Regions from separate parts of the Homo sapiens genome. Here region 1 is linked to region 2. A link is an interaction called in ENCODE POLR2A ChIA-PET data of the cell type or tissue named here. Cell type or tissue: Panc1. All regions are shown on one strand. Links, peaks and the distances in the headings refer to the core of each region. The heading gives the core; the rest is flanking DNA.

Region 1 (10,174 bases), core at 1,126-9,125, 150 kb before region 2:
CATAAGGATTACAAACATTTAATATCAGTCATGTGTTAATATCTGTTCACTATTAGAACAGAGAGTGGAGGAAATTGGACATTTAAAGAGGTCAGAGAAGAGTGAAAGAAGAGGAGAGTGTCAAGGGGAGCTTCTGTGTGAACAGGGCAGGACCTTCTAGGCAGCCAGAACCTGCATGAAGAAGATACATAGTTCCCCCAGTCCCCTGGGTTGGGAGGAAAACATGGAATTGGTTTGGGGCACACAGAGAGGCAAAGGGAGAGACTGAAGACCCACCAAGGATTAGCCCGGGGGTCAAGTGATGAAGCTTCTGGAATGAAGCTCTGGTCTGAGCTCTGCTACACATTAATCAGCTGTTCTTGGCAAGTAACTTTATGTTTCTGGAACTTGATGGGTTCATTGTCCAGTTGGAGGTGACCCCTTTTCTACCTTCCTCACAGGGTTATTTGCACAAAGAGTTACTACAGCAAATTCTGCAGTCAATTTATTTGGAGTATTGAACAACAGATACAAATGGTTTTTTTTTAAAAAGGCTATATATGAGAAATATAAATGAGGCATGTTGGCCTCATACTGCCTTTTACTCTGTCTCTGCTCTGTGCCGTGCACTTGTGCATGCTCTCTTTCTCTCTTTCTCTCTCTCTCACTGATGATCTCTCTCACTTTCACTCTCTCTCTCTTGCTGATGCTCTCCCTCACACTATCTTTCTCATTCATTCTCTGTCTTTCTCATTCTCTGTCTCTGACCTTCTTTCCCCCTCATTTTCTTTCTCTGTCTGACACACACACACAATTACACACACATCCGTACCTTCACTTCCTTTTATTTTGCCCTCACTAAAGATACTAAGGAAGCTATAAAATGAAATGAAGCCTGGGGCAGTCTAGACAGGCAGGACCCACTGGTGAGGTCTCCAGGTAAATGATGTCCTTTGTGAATGTCGCACAGCAATCGCCAAGACAAAAAGCTTCAGAACATAAGAGTTGTAGACAAGAAGGAGAACTCATGTGTGACTCTCTAGAAGAGAAGAAAAGGGGCCTTGAGGCTGACATGGCTGCCTCTCAAGTTCTGCGTCAGGGCCAGAATCCAGTCTCTGGACACCCCATCCAGTATCTTTCACACTATACCATTTTATTCTATTTCCTTTCTGATGACTTTAGATGTGTGACTGGCTTTCATTTGGCTACAACTTTCCTTAACTTGCTAGACAAGGTCAACCTCCCCACACCCATGCAGAGTTTAAGATGGAGCCACAGACCCATGACTCAAGTTTACTTACTAGAAAATTCCTCTCTCAATTCTGGTCTGAAGGCCTTGTCCAAGGCCCTGATCTCCTTCAGTTCCTTCTCTTCCACCAACAGGCGGACGATCCTCTGACCCAGAAGCCCTCCTGCTCCTGTCACAAGGCAGCTCCAGCCCATCGTGGCCAATCCAAAGTAGCAGGAAACACTTGCCAGGAAACAGAAGATGCTGGAGAGCAGATCTGATTCTAGCGTGACCCAGAAGAGGGCTAAAAACAAGAGGTAAAATGGTTATACACTCAGCAGATGCCTTATTTTCCTCCACCCCATTTTTTACAAAAATTCCATGACCCCACAACTGCCAGGAGTAGTTGAAAGAAAAGGAGAAAGCTCTAACCGTAACTTAGATTGTTAAAAGCTGGACAGAGGAGTCCAAGTCCTTACTGCCTCATCCCTGGAGGAAGGACTGGAGCTTTATGCTCTGTGGCTTGTGTCTCAGCCCTTATTACCTTGAACTCCTGCCACATACTCATTGCTCCCTCCTCCTCCAGAATCCCTTTTCTCAGAATAATAGTGACCTTTAGGTTATATCTCTAATTCTTCCCAGGAACAGGAAGAGAAATCCAATCTTAAGGCCACAGTGTGATAAAGAGTCTTGGCTTTAGCCTTAACAGAACACTGGTCAGTTGATACCAGCTGTCTGGGATCTGCAATCTGTGAACTTAAACCAAACTGGGAGAAGTCTCCAAGTGCAATGTAAATGTTGTCCTTGTACAGTAAATCCACCTGGAGGGAGATCTATTTTAGCCCATTATCAACTCTCTGAGAGTGTCATTTGAAACGTCACTGCTGTCTTGCAAAGTTTAGAAATTTTCAATGGTGACAGCTCCAATCACTAAGTTTTATGTGAGGTGACTTTCTTTTCCACCCAATATATCCAAAACCTCAATTGCAATTTTTCCCTGGAGAGCTCTGGGTTCCTAATGGAAGAACCTCATTGAAGGAAAGGTATCTAGTGATAACGAATTAATCATATGGCCTGTAATACAAGTGTGGGGATTTGTAGTTGTATGCCCAATGACTCTAATCATAGATATTTGCACTCATCTTACATTTTTGGCTGCAAAACCATTCTTAGCAAATTGTTGAACTGAAGATGCTATGAATGCTTCTGAAACCTATGCCCCAGTCTGCCCAAACATCACTGCCATAAACTCCCCAAGACACTTTTCTCTACTTAAAAAAATAGAGATGTAGTTTTTTTAAGTAGATGTAATCTGGGCATTACAAGGCCCAGATCTTAAGCGTTCAGTGTACACTTAAGTGTTCATTGTCAATGAACCTTGACAGTTATATATGTCCATGTAAGTACCAACGAAAAGAAGACCACCATTTCCTTCACTCCAGAAAGTTTTATCTGCCTGTTCTTAGTCAATTGCCTGCCCTCCCCCGAGTTTACCTGGTAGGCAATTACTTTCTGATTTTTATTCCCACAGAGTTCCCACTTTATTCCTATATTTTCCTAATTTTTTCTTCTAAGATCTTTGTGATTCTGGATATATATTTAAATATAAAATCATTCTGAACTGAAGTTTTGTTCATGGAGTACAGAAAAATTGACCACTGATTGTCTCTATTGTTTGTTCATTTTTCTATTTCATGATTTTCATTATTTTTATTATTGGCTTAAATGTTTATTAACTTTGGGTTTATTTTACTCTTCTTTTTCAGGGTTCTTATGATAAAAGCATAGATAATTGACTTTACTTCTTTGCTCATTTCCACCATAGGCATTTAAAGTTGTAAATTTCTCTCTAAACACTATGTTAGCTGTATCCAACATTTTGATGCATTGGGTTATCATTATTCAGTTACTGACGTTTTGAATTTTTTCTTGTGATGTCTTCTTTGACCCAAGTGTTATTGAGAAGCATGTTGCATGTTTTCTAAAACTGGGGATTTTCTTATTGTTATGTATTTCTAATTAAATATTATTGTGGCCAGAGCATATACTCTGTATGATTTTGATTCTTTGATATATATTGAGATTTGTTTTATGGTCCAGCCTATGGTCTATGTTGGTGGAAATGCCATAAGCACTTCAAAAGAATGCTTTCTGAAGTTGTTGGAAGTCATACTCTACAAATGATTTAGCTTGACTCCCCATTCTGGGTCTTGCCTTTCTCCTGTGTGTAGACATTCACCTTCTACTTGGAACCTGGCTGCCAATGCTTCAAACCCACTTGCCTAGGAAAGGTTGGTCCTGTGATGCAAGGTGTAGCAGCTTGTCTTCTGAAGCTCTCAGAACTAGACACGGGCCCTGGGACTTGTGGAGCACTATCTGAAACCACCCAGGTGCATCACACACCTTTGCCTGCCATATCAGATGCTGGAGTGCACCTTACAGACCCCCATGACCTTCAGGGTGGGACCAAATGTTCCTTCAGCTGTTGAGAGTTCTGGAGGCTCTTAGAGTTCAGGCAGTGTCTCTTGGAGTCTGAGTGGAAGCAATAACTGTAAGCTTTCTTTAAACCAATAAATATTTTGCTTTCTTTAGGAAAGTGAGCAGTAGGACAAAGAGCAAGGCTGCTGGGGGCCACACTACCAACTTTCTGTTTTTAAACAGCTTTACTGAAGTATAATTGACATATTATAACATTCCCATTTTAAGTGTACAGTTCAATTATTTTTAGTAAAATTTTAGACTTGTGTAACCATCATCACAATCCTGTTTTGGAACATTTCTATCTTTCCTAAGAAATCCCTCATGCTTATCATTTGCCACCTCTTATTCCCAGCCCCCAGCTCTAGGCAGCCCTCATGACTTCCTGACTCCACAGATTTGATTTTCTGGACACCATATAACTAGAATCATGTAATATGTGGTCTTTTGCATCTGCCTTCTTTCACATAGCTTAATATACTTATGTGTTTCATCTATGTTGTAGCATGTATCAATATTTCATTCCTTTTAGGTGGCAAATTCTATTAAATTGTATGGATGGCTGCCATTAGTTTATTCATTTATCAGTTGATAGATATTTATGTGTTTCCCCCCCTTTTTTTTTTTTTTTTTTGAGATGGAGTGTCACTCTGTCACCAGGCTGGAGTGCAGTAGCATAATCCCGGCTCACTGCAACCTCCGCCTCCTGGGTTCAAGCGATTCTCCTGCCTCAGCCTCCCGAGTAGCTGGGACTACAGGTGCACGCCACCATGCCCAGCTAATTTTTGTATTTTTAGGAGAGACAAGGTCTCACCATGTTGGCCAGGATGGTCTCGATCTCTTGACCTCATGATCTGCCCACCTTGGCCTCCCAAAGTGCATTATGGATAAAGCTGCTATGAATATTCACATTCATGTATTGTGTAGACATACATTTTTATTTCTTTAGGGTTGACAGGAGTAAAACTGCTAGGTCATATGGTAAGTGCATCTTTAATGTTTTAAGGAACAGCCAAAATGTTTTTGAACATGGCTGCCTGTCCCATCAACAATGCATGAGTATTTCAATTTTCCCACATCATTGTGCTTTCACTTCCTCCAATTGTTATTGTTTTATTTTTAGTATAGCATTCTAGTGGGTAAGAAGTGGTGTCACATTGTAGTTTTGATTTGTATTTCCCTGCTGACTGATGATGCTCACCATCTTTTCTGTACTTTATTGGCCATTCCTACACCTTTTTGGTGAAATGATTATTCAAATATCTTGCTCATTTTAAAATTGGGTTATTTTTCTTTTTGTTGTTTAGTTGTGAGTGCATTTTACATTCTGGATATGAGTCCTTTATCAAATATATGATTTAAATTTTTTTCCTCCAGTCTGTGGCTTATCTTTTCATTTTCTTATTGATGTCTTTTAACATGTAAACATTTTTAGTTTTGATCATGTCTCATTTTTCGACTTTTTTCCTTCTACCAGGAAAATTTGGGCTTTTGCCTAATCCAGTGTCATGTATGTATTAATCTCTGATTTCTTCAAGAAGTGTATAGTTTAGCCCTTACATTTAGGCCTATAATCCATGTTGAGAGAATTTTTGCTTATGTGTGAGTTAATGGCCTAAATTCGTACGACCAATTGATTTTGACAAAAGCAAATTCAATGGAAAAAATGATAGTCTTTCATACATGCAATCCTGAGACAATGAAATTGTCCTCCACATGCTCAGAGAAGGTCAGCATGCTGTGTAAAGTGATACTCATCTGAGTTACCACCTATTGGCATCAGAGTTTGTAAAGAATTTCTCAATATGATGATCACGGGTTAAATAATATGCTGTATTAGGAAAACTCACAAAGATTACTGATCAGCAAAAGAATAGGCAGCATGATTTCCCCATCCTCCTATCTTATGCTGATGCATAAATTGTTAGGAAATTGCTGGGCTAACAATGTGAGTATTCATTCCAGTGTAGGAACACTAATCTCCCTTATTATAACTTTTTATGATGTAAGCACAAGGACACAGGCTTACATCCCTTATTATAACTTTTTATGATGTAAGCACAAGGACACAGGATCCTCAAGGGAGGAATACAGGCTGTTGGCGTGAAACAGTCTGGATTTAGGTGCCAGCTATTCACAAGATTGTCTGCGAAAATCAACTACCCAGCACCTAGAGTCCTTGGGACTCATGCAAAGAGTTTCCCTTTTCTTAGGGGAGAAGACACCCATTCTACAGGGAGCTATATTAGGCACAGTCCCTCATGCTGGAAAAAGGAAAATCCCTCTTCTTGGCCAGCTTATTAAAATTCTGGGTTACTTTAGGATAATTACACCCCCTGTGCTAGTCCTAGAGAGGTCAATTTGTATGTGAGAAGCATATAATAATTTTTAAAGGCACAGGACTAGATGAAATAAGCTAGGGTAATAATATTCATGGATAAAAGGAAAAGTTTCCAGACTGAATCCTGGAATAGATATATCAACATTTAGAGGTTGAAAAGAGGAGGAGGGGCCAGCTAAAGATACTGAGTAGAAGTTGGTGGCAGGAGGAAAATTAGGAGGGGATGGCATTGTAAAAGTCAACTGGAGAAAGTGTTTCAAGAGGAGCGTGGTCCACTATGATGGATGCTGCTGGTGCATCAAATACAATAGGAAGAGAATTGACCATTGGTTTTGGCAACATCCTAAGTAATTTGGTAAGAGCAATTTCCTCGAATATTTGGGTTGAAAGTTCAACTGGAAAGTACAACCCACAATTCATCTGTGCGTTGAGGAGTAGAAGGAAAAAGTGAAGAGAGTGACCACTAAAAAAAAATACCTGTTCATCAATAATTTGTGCCATGAAGATCTCAGTAGAAAGGTGTTACAGCCAGTGGAGTTGAGAGTTTGTTTTTGTTGTGTTGTCTTAAAACTGGACTACTCCTTTATTGATCCTTAGCACCGTGTACAGAGTAGATGTTGAAACATTGTTGAGTGTTTGACTAAATAAAATGTCTATGTCTCATACATCTTTTTATTACCATGAGAATTTTCATAACATCTGACATATAAAGGAACTTAATAAATGTTTATTTAAAAAATGAATGGAAAGATGAGTGAACAATCAAGGACTCTAGAATATCTTAGTCCTTTTGAAACATAGTGCTTATGAACTAATACATAAAAGGAAATAGAAGAGAACAGTGACCACAAAAATGAAAATACTGGAAAGTTTCTCATACTAATGACAGATTGGGACCATTGCCCAGGCCAAAGCTGTTTGCCAAGGAGAAGCAATTTTCTTCCCATTCAGAGGATGGATATGAATAGGTTCCCAGGTATTTGAAGTGTATTTGAAGAGCCAGTTGTCAGAAGTAAGGAAGAATGGGCCATTCCCCCCACCATGCAGGTAGAGCTGGGGCCAGAGCTTTTGGTTTATATGAGCTCAACTTTGCTGTCTTTCCCAGAAGGCCTTCGAAGTGAGGAAGGAGAAGGGTTTAGTAAAATCTCATTTCCATTTTCTACTTACTATGCTGTCTGCCAATTATCTTGGTGGGAGAGGTTACATAGATGCCATTCAACCAGGTGCTCCAGAGGCTGACAATAATGGTATGATAGGCAGCCTCTAAGGTGGCACCATTGATCTCTGCCTCCTGGTATTCATACCTTTGATTTGTTCTTTTTGCTTAGTATTACTTTGGCTATGCAGGCTCTTGTTTGATTTCATATGAATTTTAGGATTGTTTTCTCTAGTTCTGTGAACAATAATGGTGGTATTTTGATGAGAATTGCATTTAATTTGTAGATCGCTTTTTGCAGTCTACAATTTTTTCACGATGCTGATTCTACCCATTCATGAGCATGGGATGTGTTTCCATTTGTTTGAGTCATCTATGATTTCTTTCAGCAGTGTTTTGTTGTTTTCCTTGTAGAGGTCTTTCGCCTACTTGGTTAGGTATATTCCTAAGTATTTTATTATTATTATTATTATTTTGCAGCTATTGTAAAAGGGGTTGAGTTCTTGATTTGGTTCTCAGTTTGGTAGCTGTTAATATATAGCAGAGCTACTGATTTGCATACATTAATTTTGTATCCTGAAATTTTGTGCCAAATTCAGCAAATGATAAAAGGACAAGGCCTTTTATAATTTTCTTAAATTTATTTGAGATTTGTCAGTTCTAGGAGCTTTCTGGAGGAGTCTTTAGGGTTTTGTAGATATACAATCATATTGTCAGCAGACAGCAAGAGTTTGACTTCCTCTTTACCGATTTGGATGCCCTTTCTTTCTTTCTGTTGTCTGACTGCCCTTGCTAGGACTTCCAGTACTGTGTTGAATAGAAGTGGTGAGAGTAGGCATCCTTGTCTTGTTCCAGTTCTCAGAGGGAATGCTTTCAACTTTTCCCCATTCAGTATTTTGTTGGCTGTGGATTTGTCATAGATGGCTTTTATTACATTGAGGTATGTTTCCTGTATGCCAATTTTGCTGAGGGTTTTAGTCATAAGGGGATGTTGAATTTTGTCAAATGCTTTTTTTGTGTTTGTTGAAATGATCATGTGATTTTTTTGTTTTTAATTCTGTTTATGTGGTGTATCACATTTATTGACTTGTGTATGTTAAACCATCCCTGCATCCCTGGTATGAAATGCACTTGACCATGGCGGATTATCTTTTTGATATGCTGTTAGATTCAGTTAGCTAATATGTTGTGAAAGATTTTTGCATCTATGTTAATCAGGGATATTGCTCTGTAGTTTTCTTTTTTTTGTCATGTTCTTTCCTGGTTTTGGTATTAGGGTGACACTAGCTTCATAGAATGGTTTAGGGAGGATTCCCTCTTTCTCAGTCTTGTGGAATAGTGTCAATAGGATTGGTACCAATTCTTCTTTGAGTGTCTTGTAGAAATGCATTGTGAATCCATCTGGTCCTGGACATTTTTTTTGTTGATAATATTTTCATTACCTTTTCATCCTCATTGCTTGTTATTGGTCTGTTCAGGGTTTCGAATTCTTCCCGATTTAAGCTAGGATGATTGTATCTTTCCAGGAATTTATCCATCTCCTCTAGCTTTTTCAGTTTATGCACATTAAAGTGTTCATAGTAGCCTTGAATAATCTTTTGTATTTCTGTGGTGTTGGTTGGAATGTCTCCTGTTTTGTTTCTAGTTGAACTTATTTGGCTCTCTTCCTGGTTAATCTTGCTAATGGTCTATCAATTTTATTTATCTTTTTAAAGATCCACCTTTTTATTTTATTTATCATTTCTATTTTTTGTTTCAATTTTATTTAGTTCTGCTCTGTTCTTGTTTTTTTCTTTCTTCTGCTGGGTTTGGATTTGGTTTGTTCTTGTTTCTCTAGTTCTGTAGGTATGACCTTAGATTATCTATTTGTGCTCTTTCAGATTTTTGATGTAGGCATTTAAGGCTATGAACTTTCTTTTTAGCACTGCCTTTGCTGTATCCCAGAAATTTTGATATGTTATGCCATTATTATCATTTAGTTTGAAGAATTCTTTAATTTTTTTCTTGATTTCATTGTTGACCCAATGATCACTCAGGAGCAGGTTATTTAATTTCCATGTAGTTGCTTGGTTTTGAAGGTTCCTTTTGAAGTTTATTTCCAATTTTAGTCCACTGTGGTCTGAGAGTGTACTTGATATAATCTGAATTTTCTTAAATTTATTGAGATTTGTTTTGCGGCCTATCATATGGTCTGTCTTGGAGAAAGTTCCATGCACTGATGAATAGAATGTATATTCTGAAGTTGTTCGGTAGAATGCTCTGTAAATATATGTTAAGTCCATTTGTTCCAGGGTATAGTTAAATCTATAGTTTCTTTGTTGACTTTTGTTTTGATGACCTGTCTAGTTCTGTCAGTGGGGTATTGAAGTCCCCTACTATTATTGTGTTACTGTCTATCTCACTTCTTAGGTCTAGTAGTAATTGTTTTATAAATTTGGGACCTCCAGTGTTAGCTGCATTTACATTTTGGATTGTGGCATTTATCTGTTGGACAAGGCCTTTTGTCATTATACAATGTCCCTCTTTTCCTTTTTTTAATTGCTGTTGCTTTAAAGTTTGTTTTGTCTGACATAAGAATAGCTACTTTTGCTCACTTTTGGTGTCCATTTGCATGAAATGTCTTTTTCCACCCCTTTACCCTAAGTTTATATGAGTCCTTACGTGTTAGGTCAGTATCTTGAAGGCAGCAGATACTTGGCTGGTGAATTCTTATCCATTCTGCAATACTGTATCTTTTAAGTGAAACATTTAGGCCATTTATATTCAACATTAGTATTGATATTTGAGATACTGTTCCATTCATTATGCTATTTGTTGCCTGTACACCTTGAGGTTCTTTTTATTGTATTTTTGTTTTATAGGTCTTGTGAGATTTATGCTTTAGAGAGGTTCTGTTTAGATGTATTTTCAGGATTTGTCTTAAGATTTAGAGCTTCTTTTACCAGTTTTTGTAGTGGTGGCTTGGTAGTGGTGAATTCTCTCAGCATTTATT
Region 2 (10,174 bases), core at 768-8,767:
ATGCTTTCATATGTGACAGTGCAGGGAATACTTACGTCAGATAAAAATTTATTTTACATAAAGATTTTTGCCCTGAATCCTCCTTCCTTTCCTATCCTACTGAGCTAAGCTGGAAAACCTAAAAAGATATATGAGGGTCTCTTTAATACTTTTTCCTTAAGCCCAGTGGAAATGCTACACTATCAGCAACTTGCTTTTCTCTTCCAGGATGTCCTGGTTCCTTTTATCTTCCAGGCCATCAAAAAGTCCCAGAACTTTGATCATGCTTAGATTTTAAAAAAATCTCCTAGATAAAAGAGCTAGCTAAGTGAGGGACAAGTGGAGTAAAATCCTTTCTCTTGGGAGGTTGAAGCAGGAGGATCACTTGAGCTTAGGAGTTCAAGTCCAGTCCAGCCTGGGAAACATAGAAAAACCCTGTCTTTTTTTTTTTTTTTTTTGAGACAGAGTCTCACTATGTTGCCCAGGCTGGAGTGCAGTGGCATGATCTTGTCTCATCGCAACTTCTGCCTCCTGGGCTCAAGAGATCCTCCCACCTCAGCCTCCCTAGACTACAGGTGCACGTCAGCACTCCCAGCTAATTGTATTTTTTGTAGAGACAGGGTTTTGCCATGTTCCCCCAGCTGATCTTGAACTCATGAGCTCAAGCGATCTGCCCGCCTTGGCCTCCCAAATTGCTGGGATTCCAGGTGTGAGCCACCACGCCCAGCCAACTGTATATATATAGCCAGCTGCAGTGGCTCACGCCTGTAATCCCAGCACTTTGGGAGGTCGAGGCAGGTGGCTCACCCGAGGTCAGAAGTTCAAGACGAGCCTGGTCAACATGGTGAAACCCCGTCACTACAAAAATTACAAAAATTAGCCGGGCGTGGTGGTAGGGGCCTGTAATCCCAGCTACTCAGGAGGCTAAGGCACAAGAATCGCTTGAATCTGGGAGGTGAAGGTTGCAGTGAGCCAAGATCACACCACTGCACTCCAGCCTGGGCAACAGAGCAAGACTCTGTCAAAAAAAAAAAAAAAATATATATATATACACACACACACACACACACACACACACACACATACTTTTATGTAGATTGATCTGATAAAAGATGCTCAGATACGTATATATATATGTGTATATATACACATATACATATACATATATACGTATATATACACACATATATACATTTACATATACACATATATACACATATACACATAAACACATATATACACATATGTGTATATATATACACACACATATGTGTATATATATACACACACATATGTGTATATATATACACACACATATGTGTATATATATACACACACATATGTGTATATATATACCTCATACCCTACACACCAAACATACAAATGTCCCTGTAGTTTCCTGAAAACACCAGGTGGTTCAGGCCTGCCATCTCCATACCTGAGCTGCCAGTTCTTTCACCCTCATCTCTGTGCACCTTGCCAACACATACTCACATACAGAATCTCACCTGGACCCCCCACCCTCAGCCAAAACTGATCGTTCCTTCTTTTGTGAATCCTGACACACACGTGTATATATATACATACACATATGTGTGTGTGTGTGTGTATATATATATATATATATATATATATATATATATAACCCTTTCTCTATGGTAGGGCATCACTCTACGTCTTTATCTATTCTTCCTTTCGATTATCAGTAAATAAAATGCTTATTTATGCACAGACATCTTGATAGGCAAAGGAGAGTTGATAACTCAGGAATAGTCCTTGCCCCCAGGTCCCTTTCATTTAACTCTGTAAATAAAAAATGCAGCAGCATGTTACAGGCTTTATGCTAAAGATGTGGACAGTGTCAGGATTCACAAAAGAAGGAACGATCAGTTTTGGCTGAGGGTGGGGGGTCCAGGTGAGATTCTGTATGTGAGTATGTGTTGGCAAGGTGCACAGAAATGAGGGTGAAAGAACTGGCAGCTCAGGTATGGAGATGGCAGGCCTGAACCACCTGGTGTTTTCAGGAAACTACAGGGACATTTGTATGTTTGGTGTGTAGGGTATGAGGTATGATAGAAGGGGAGGCTGGGGAGGGAGGAAACATGAAGGGCTTTGTTACATGGTTAAAGAGTTTGGACTTCATTTTGTAGAGTATACTGAACTGTGAAAAATGTCTTAATCAGGATAATAGCAGGATTATCTCTATGTTTTAGGACATGTATTTATTTCTGTATGTTCTTGATGCTTGTCAGGGTCCCTCCCTAAGGAGTTGGTCTGAGAGGTAAGAGATAGGATCACAGGGAGGAGACATGGTCAACCATCCGGTCTAAAATTAGACTACAGTCATCTATTGTGTGCTACACTGAGCCTCTTTTCATGCCAGATATGGTCTGGGGACCAGACCTGTTTGGACATGGCTTGGGTGAGAAACTGGTTGCCTTTTCCAAAGATGATTTGGATTTCAAGAGGAAAATCACAGCATCAGAGTTCCAAGCAAAGGGGCACTGTAGGCCAGCAAGACTGTGCAAAACTTAAAGCTGCAAAACAACCAGAATTAAGTCTACCTGAGAACATCGCTGGGAAGAAAATTGAGGCCATAGGTATAGCTGGAAATAAAATTGAGAAGTGTTACCATACTGCTACTGCTTAAAAAGCAGAAAGAAAAGAATAAAGATGAATTCAATCTCTTCCTGAAAGCAGGACTTAAGGGGTCCAGGCATGATGCTTGGAGCTCTAAAATGAGCATAATAATGGAAAGTTGGGAGCTGCATGCAAATGGCACAGGAGAAATGTGTTTTTCCACAAGTCTACCTTTTCTTCTCAGGATCTGAAGGTCCCCACCAAAATCAGGGCAGCTTCTACAATAATGGGCTTAGGAAAGAGTTAGGCAGATATTCTCAAACTGTCTGTGGCTCACTGAGCCTCAGGCCAGTCTTAGCTAGTAATGACATTTATAATGTGACAGTGCCTAAACCACTTGCCTGAAATAAACTATAACATGGCAGTTGATTAAAACTATGACTTACCTCACCGGGGTCTTTTCAGAAGCAACCCCATCAGAAGCTGAATCTGTAAGGAGAGAGAGATTAGGAGGCCAAGGTCATAGGTTTATTCCCTGTATGGGTCACTTCATTCTGCTCTGCAATCCCATATCTCCTGTGACTTCCCCCAAGATAGGTTAAATGCCCTTTCCAAATGCTCTCCTAGAACCCTCTACCTATCCTATTACAGCACATGTTATAATTTACTGGACCTGCTATTTAATTTTCTTTCTTTCCCGTCAGAAGGGAGTGAGGGAAGCCACCGAGTGGAGGTTTCTTTCTGCAATGGCAGCATGTGTGTGGCATGGTGGGAAGCTCTGAACCCAGAACACCTGCTTCCAAGTCCTTGCTCTACCACTGAATAGTTTGAAATTGAACCTGTTTCTTCAACAATAAAGAGGAAATAATGGCACTTATTACATGCCATTATTAATGAGCCAATGAAAGTAAGGATTCTTTACTAAGGGCTATTTGGATGTTAATTAATCATAATATTAACCAGTCTTGAGACTGTCCTAGCAGATGTATCTGATCCCACCTAGCAGGGTGGGTGCGATTGAGGTGGCAGAGGTATGGGGAGGGCATTTCTGAATGAAACTGATAGTACAGAAGAGGGAAGAGGAGGGGAGCAAGTAGGGGCACAGGGCGTAAGCAGTGGAAAGACAAATGAAAAGGAAGAGAGAAAGGAAAATGAAGAGGGTTCCAGAGCTGTGCTGTTGAATACAGTAGCAGTAAGCCCCATGTGGCTATTAAGCTAGTTCAAATTGAGATGGGCTGCTAGAGTTGTTATAAAAAAAATGAAAAATGGCTCATTGATAATGTTTATGTGACATGCATGTGAAATTACAATATTTTTGATATATTGGGTTAAATAAAATATAGTATGAAAATTAATTTTATCTATTTAATTTTACTTATTTTAATGTGGCTACTAAAAAATGTAAAAGTATGTATGTGGCTTGTATTTGAGGCTTGTGCTACATTTCTATTGGGCAGTATTACCCTAGGGTATTTGCTGTCCGTGAAATAAGTGATAAGGAATATAAAAATTTTTTAGAATTTGGCTTTTCAAAGTAAAGTCAGGGTACATGTAAAAATTGAATTTATCTCACAAATTTATCCATTTTTAAAGTTAATTTCACTGACATGCTTTAAACATCTGTTCTGTGCCAAGGACTGAGTACAACACAGGCCAAGCCCTTCAGGAGCTTACACTGTAACCATAGATGAGGATGGGAGAGTCTCTTGTAGCTCACAGTATTCCATGGTCATCAAGAAAGTGTTTGACTGACTCTAATTCAGTGTCACCAGACTAGGGGTCCCCAAATGTATCTTCAGGTTAAGAACAAACAACATGATGCCAGGAAATCTAACTTGGTTTGAATGTTTTTCTTCTTGCTGCTGCCAGGCTGCCTTTGAGTGTTTCAATGTCGCATGTGGACTTAGATGAAGGGCAGGCTTTCGGGAGCTGTATTAGCTGAATCTGTAAGGAGATAGTGCTTAGGAGGCCAAGGTCATAAGTTTGTTCCCTGTATGGGTCACTTCACTCTGCTCTGATCCATGCCTCAGACTTGCTCCCTGTAAACCCAAGCCAGCTGTCTTGTAAATATGCTTTGAATCACTTGGGGAACAGGGCGAGAACATATGCAGGGAGCTGGGCAAATCTATCACCACCGATGGATTGGAGCAACAACTGAAAACACATTCTCAGTCAAAAGCAAGGAATCCCGGGAGGAGAGCCCATAAAACTTACATATCACCTCATACAGTGGACCCAACTGAAACCAACTTTTCCCTGCACATTTCTGCCTGAAGTCATTAACTAGGATGGAGCTTGTAGGGCAACGCTTCTGGAGGCCATAGTTCCTCGATAGAGCAGAACACAGGCAGCATTCACTGGGAATTCAGACTTCTGCTAAAGGTGGTGTTGCCAACAAGCACACGGGGCCTCCCTGTTTGACCTACAGAGATTGTTTAGACTTGGAAATATGGGCACCTATCTCTTGAGTGACCTGTCTGCTGGTAATATTTACATCCACATTCACACAGAAAGGTGGTATGTTTTAATTCCAAGCTGAGATTCAGCCCCATGCTCCTCACTGAAGCATCGCTGACAGAAAGGCTGGTCTGGGATCTCCAGCTACACAAATAAATACTGAAGTAAGGCCTAACAGGAAGACCCTCACTACCCAATTTCTTCCAGATGGCAGTGATGGATGGCTGTATGTTTATGTTTACTTGGTTTCCCAGGTGACTGGTGTCCTGGTTTCCACCGGTCATGGTTTGATGAGCATTTCTTCGAAGATGTGAACTGCCTACCCCAACGGCCCAGCTCTTGGCCCAACAGTCTACACCACGCTCAAGATTGTCAAGAGGTCATTGTGCTTGTTGGATGGCTAGTTAACTCTTTACTCACCACTTCTTCCCTGACCCTCTTCTTGTAAATTTCTAAAACTAGCAATACAAGATTCAAATCTAAATCATCATACAGAACTGCATGTTGGGCAGAATAATGGCCTCCAAAGTATCCATGTCCTAATCTCCAGAACCTGTAAACATGTTACCTTTCTTGGCAAAAGGGAATTAAATTTGCAGATAAAATTAAGGTTGCTAATCGCCTGACCTTAAAGTAGAGAAACCAGCCTGGATTATCTAGGTGGGCCCAATGTAATTACAAGTCTCCTTTAAAGGGGAAGAGGGAAGCAGTAAAGATGGTCAGAGGATGAGATGTAAGAGGGACTCGACCTGCCCTTGCTGAAGGAAGGGGGCCATGAGCCACAGTAGTGTCCTCTAGAAGCTCTAAAAGTCAAGAAGAGAATTCTCCCCTAAAGCCTTCTGAAAGGAACTCTGCCCTGCTGATGCGTCAGTCTTAGCCCGGTGAGATGCATGGTAGACTACTAATGGAACTGTAAGGTAATACATGTGTATCAATTTATGATAACTGCTTATAATAATTTGTTATAGCCACAGTAGAAAACAAATATACACCTAGATAGGTTGAACACTCCTTGGCCTCAACACTCTGCTTAATGTAAGAAGTACTCCTTCCCTTAGCACAATGTAACCTAGTGGAATGCATTCTTCCTCAGGGCTGCTAGAGGCTGGAGCACACACATGGCTTTCTACAAAATTTAGGAAAGTGAGCAACGATGGAACCCTAATTGGAGAAAATATGTAATCACTCATCAAGTCCTCTTGGTACTATCTGAGTAGAGAGAAAGCACATGGGCTTTGGCATCTAGCAGACATTGGTTCAAATCCTGGCTCTGACATTTAATGCCTGTGTGATCTTGAGTGAGTTAGCCTCCCAGATGTTCAATTTCTTAAGGGACACATCACACCTACCTCATGGGGTTGTTGTTGTAAAGAGTAAAAGAGTAAATAAAATAAGGTGTATAAAGTACCTATCTCAGAGCCTGGGGGGCAAGATAGAAATCCAATAAATCATGTTATCTTCTACCTTCTTTGTAATCATTTCTCAGATCTCTCCTGTTGTCTCCAATCTCATGACCCTGGATTGAGTTAGTTTCATCATATCTCTTGCCAGGACTGTTTTAACAGCTCCTAAAGGGCCGGCTCCAGACTCCAATCCTTCTTCACAGCCTCTACAGCTATCTTCCTAAAACATAGATTTTCTCATAACACCTCTTCTGCTGTAAAACCGTCAGCAGCTCCCTGTGGCTTGTGGATGAAAAAGTCTGAAGTTCTTTTCAAGGTTCGCGTGTATATTAGTCTGTTTGCGTTACTCTAAAGGAATATCTGAGACTGGATAATTATTTTTTTGTTTAGGTAAGGCAGATAATGTGCTGATGTAACAAGGTTCAAGGGTGGCATATCTCATACATGCTCATGAACAGCCAATCATCACACTCTTGAACTACAAAAGAATTGGGTAACATAAAGAAAAGAGGTTTATGGCCGGGCGTGGTGGCTCACGCCTGGAATCCCAGCACTTTGGGAGGCTGAGGGGGGCAGGTCAGAAGGTCAGGAGATCGAGACCATCCTGGCTAACATAGTGAAACCCTGTCTCTACTAAAAATACAACAAATTAGCTGGGTGTAGTGGCAGGCGCCTGTAGTCCCAGCTACTGGGGAGGCTGAGACAGGAGAATGGCGTGAACCCGGGAGGCGGAGCTTGCAGTGAGCCAAGATTGTGCCACTGCACTCCAGCCTGGGCGACAGAGCAAGACTCCATCTCAAAAAAAAAAAAAAAAAAAAAAGAGGTTTATTTTGGCTCACAGTTCTGTAGGCTATACAGGAAGCTTGCTGCCAGCATCTGCTTCAGGTGAGGACCTCCAGAAGCTTCCACTTAAGGTGGAAGGCCAAGGGGGACCTGGCATGTCACAAGCCAGAGAGGGACCAAGAGTGAAAATGGGGAGGTCTCAGACTCTTTTAAACAACTAGATCTTGAATGAACTGAGTGAGAACTCACTCATCACCAAGGGGATGGTGTTAAGCCATTCATGAGGGATCCATCTCCATGATCCAATACCTCTCACCAGGCCCCACCTCCAACATTGGGGATTACATTTCTTTTTTTTTTTTTTTTGAGACAGAGGCTCACTCTGTCACCCAGGCTGGAGTGCAGTGGCGTAATATCGGCTCACTGCAAGCTCCACCTCCGGGGTTCACGCCATTCTCCTGCCTCAGCCTCCTGAGTAGCTAGAACTACAGGTGCCTGCCACCACGCCTGGCTAATGTTTTATATTTTTCGTAGAGACAGTGTTTCACCGTGTTAGCCAGGATGGTCTCGATCTCCCGACCTTGTGATTCACCCACCTTGGCCTCCCAAAGTGCTGGGATTACAGGCGTGAGCCACTGTGCCTGGCCGGGGGATTACACTTCAACATGAGGTATGGAAGGGACACACACCCAAACTGCATCAGTATGAATCCTTCACAACTTCACCTTTGTCCCTTGCCTCCTTTACCTGTCTAGCCTAAGTTCCTTTCTTGTCATGCGTTTTTCTCATTTCTGTGCCAATGTTTTTTTTTTTTTTCTTTTCAGCTTAGTTGCTATTTTCTATCTCTGTAATTCCTGCTGCCTCCCTTTTTACCTAGAGAGCTCCTTTTAACTCTTAAGGCCCATTTTAAATGTCACCACTTTTGCAAAGTCTTTTCTAATTCCTCCAAGAAGTTAAGCACTCCCTCTGCTGTTTCCACCATATTATGTACACTGTAGAACTTATCAGACTGCACTTTGATTATCATTCTAAATTTTCTGATGACAGAGACAATGCATTTTGCACCTTTGCTCTCAAAGCTTAGAATATTTGCTTTCCTTATAACATATACTCAATATAAAAATATACTTAATATTTGTTTTTATTAGTATGAATAAATGAATGAACAAATATTATGTGAAGAACTCACATCTTTAAAGCTGTTTCCAAGGAATGGAGTTATACTTTTTGCATCCCAGGTTAGCTGACCCAGGATGGCCCTTCTGCGATGTTGTGCATACAGCGAGACTTCTAACATACTTGGATTATTGAGCAACTTCGCATTTATTCAGTAAGGTTTTAAGGATTTTAGTCAGGTCACTTTTTCATTTAAAATTATTTAGTTGTTTCTCCTTGCTTTAGGAGAAAGTCCAAAGTCCTTAGGAGGCTATTTAAGGCCTTAGGTGATTTGACACCTACATATCCCACTTTTTAATTTGCTGACTACTCTGCACTCCAACAAAACATTTGTAAAACAATTTCTTAAACATGTCTGGCCTTCACTCTCATCTCCATGCCTTTGCAAATACCATTCCTTTACCCATACCTCAATCTTCATCTAACAACTTCTTACCCTTAGAAATGAAGCCCAGGCATCCTTTGATCCAGGCATCCTTTGATACAGGAAGTCTTCTCTGACATTACCCTTGTCTATCCTGGTTCAGATGCCTGTCCTTTGTATCCCATGAACCCACCACCTCTATCATACAACATATGGCAGTGTGCTTTTAACTTTTTAATTTATTTTATTTAAATAATAGGAATGTAGCCACATAGAAAAAGAGAGAGAGAGGTAGAAAAAGAAAAGTAAAACATGTCATACCACCACCAACAGATCTTTGTGCCCAACTATTAACACTTTCTGGTTAACTTTCAGAAAAATTATTTATGTATCTATCACTCTACGTTACCCATAATCTTTTTTATTTATAAATAAGATAATATTAAATATGCTACTCTGCATCTTGCTTTCTTCACTTATATGAGAAAACATTTTTATCCCAACACATAGACATCTACTTTAAGATTGTAATGGCTGGCCAGGCTCACTGGCCTACACCTGTAATCTCAGCAGTTTGGGAGGCTGAAGAGGGCGGATCACCTGAGGTCAGGAGTTTGAGACCAGCCTAACCAACATGGTGAAACCCCATCTCTACTAAAAATAAAAATTAGCCGGGCATGGTGGCAGGCGCCTGTAATCTCAGCCACTTGGGAGGCTAAGGCAGGAGAATCACTTGAACCTGGGAGATGGAGGTTGCAGTGAGCCGAGATCAGAGCATTGCACCCCAGCCTGGGCAACAAGAGCAAAACTCCATAAAAAAGGAAGAAAAAGAAAGAAAGAGAGAAAGGCAGGGCAGGGCAGGGCAGGGCAGGGCAGGGCAGGGCAGGGCAAGGCAAGGCAAGGCAAGGCAAGGCAAGGTGGAAGGAAAGAAGGAAGGAAGAAAGAAAGAAAGAAGGAAAGAAAGAAAGAAAGAAAAAGAAAGAAAAAGAAAGAAAGAAAGAAAAGAGAAGAAAAGAAAAGAAAAGAAAAGAAAAGAAAAGAAAAGAAAAGAAAAGATTGTAATGGCCAAGGAGTTCAATACCAGCCTGGCCAACATAGTGAAACCCTGTCTCTACTGAAAATACAAAAATTAGCCAGGCGTGCTGGCAAGTACCTGTAATCTTGGCTACTCCATAGGCTGAAGCATGAGAATGGCTTGAACCCAGGAGGCTAAGATTGCAGTGAGCCGAGATCACGCCACTGCACACCAGCCTGGTTGACAGAGCTAGCTAGACTCTGTCTCAAAAAAATGTATATATATAGTAATGGCCAAATAGTATTCCTGTAGCAATAAAGCAGTAACTTTAATGAATAATTAAATAAAAGCAATAAAAGATAACTGTAGCAATAAATAACTTTATTTAATGATAAAATTGATGAATACTCAGGTTAT

The links. Peaks named below come from ENCODE experiments on the same cell type or tissue, not always from the same donor. Only the 100,000 strongest peaks of a DNase experiment are listed, where the experiment ranks them.
Region 1: POLR2A ChIA-PET joins it to region 2 with 6 read pairs; 2 of 35 experiments call an interaction of 5 or more read pairs at or near these places.

The regions. Positions count from the first base shown.
Region 1 is chr1:119,406,668-119,416,841 of GRCh38, reverse strand. HSD3B2 (hydroxy-delta-5-steroid dehydrogenase, 3 beta- and steroid delta-isomerase 2) reads right to left here and starts at 1,692. Exons shown (of 4, transcript NM_000198.4): 1 at 1,640-1,692; 2 at 1,281-1,511. The coding sequence starts at 1,422. RefSeq lists an enhancer at 726-1,925 and promoters at 1,498-2,215, 1,639-2,765. In Panc1, for the core only: no CTCF peak of the experiment used is centred there; a DNase peak (open chromatin) is centred at 5,244.
Region 2 is chr1:119,255,776-119,265,949 of GRCh38, reverse strand. It overlaps WARS2-AS1 (WARS2 antisense RNA 1), which reads right to left. Exons shown (of 7, transcript NR_125975.1): 5 at 4,234-4,503; 6 at 3,006-3,048. It overlaps LOC124904832 (small nucleolar RNA U13), which reads right to left and starts at 6,909; the gene lies at 6,809-6,909. LOC107985192 (a long non-coding RNA gene) reads left to right here and starts at 10,009. Exons shown (of 2, transcript XR_001738199.2): 1 at 10,009-10,174. In Panc1, for the core only: no CTCF peak of the experiment used is centred there; no DNase peak of the experiment used is centred there.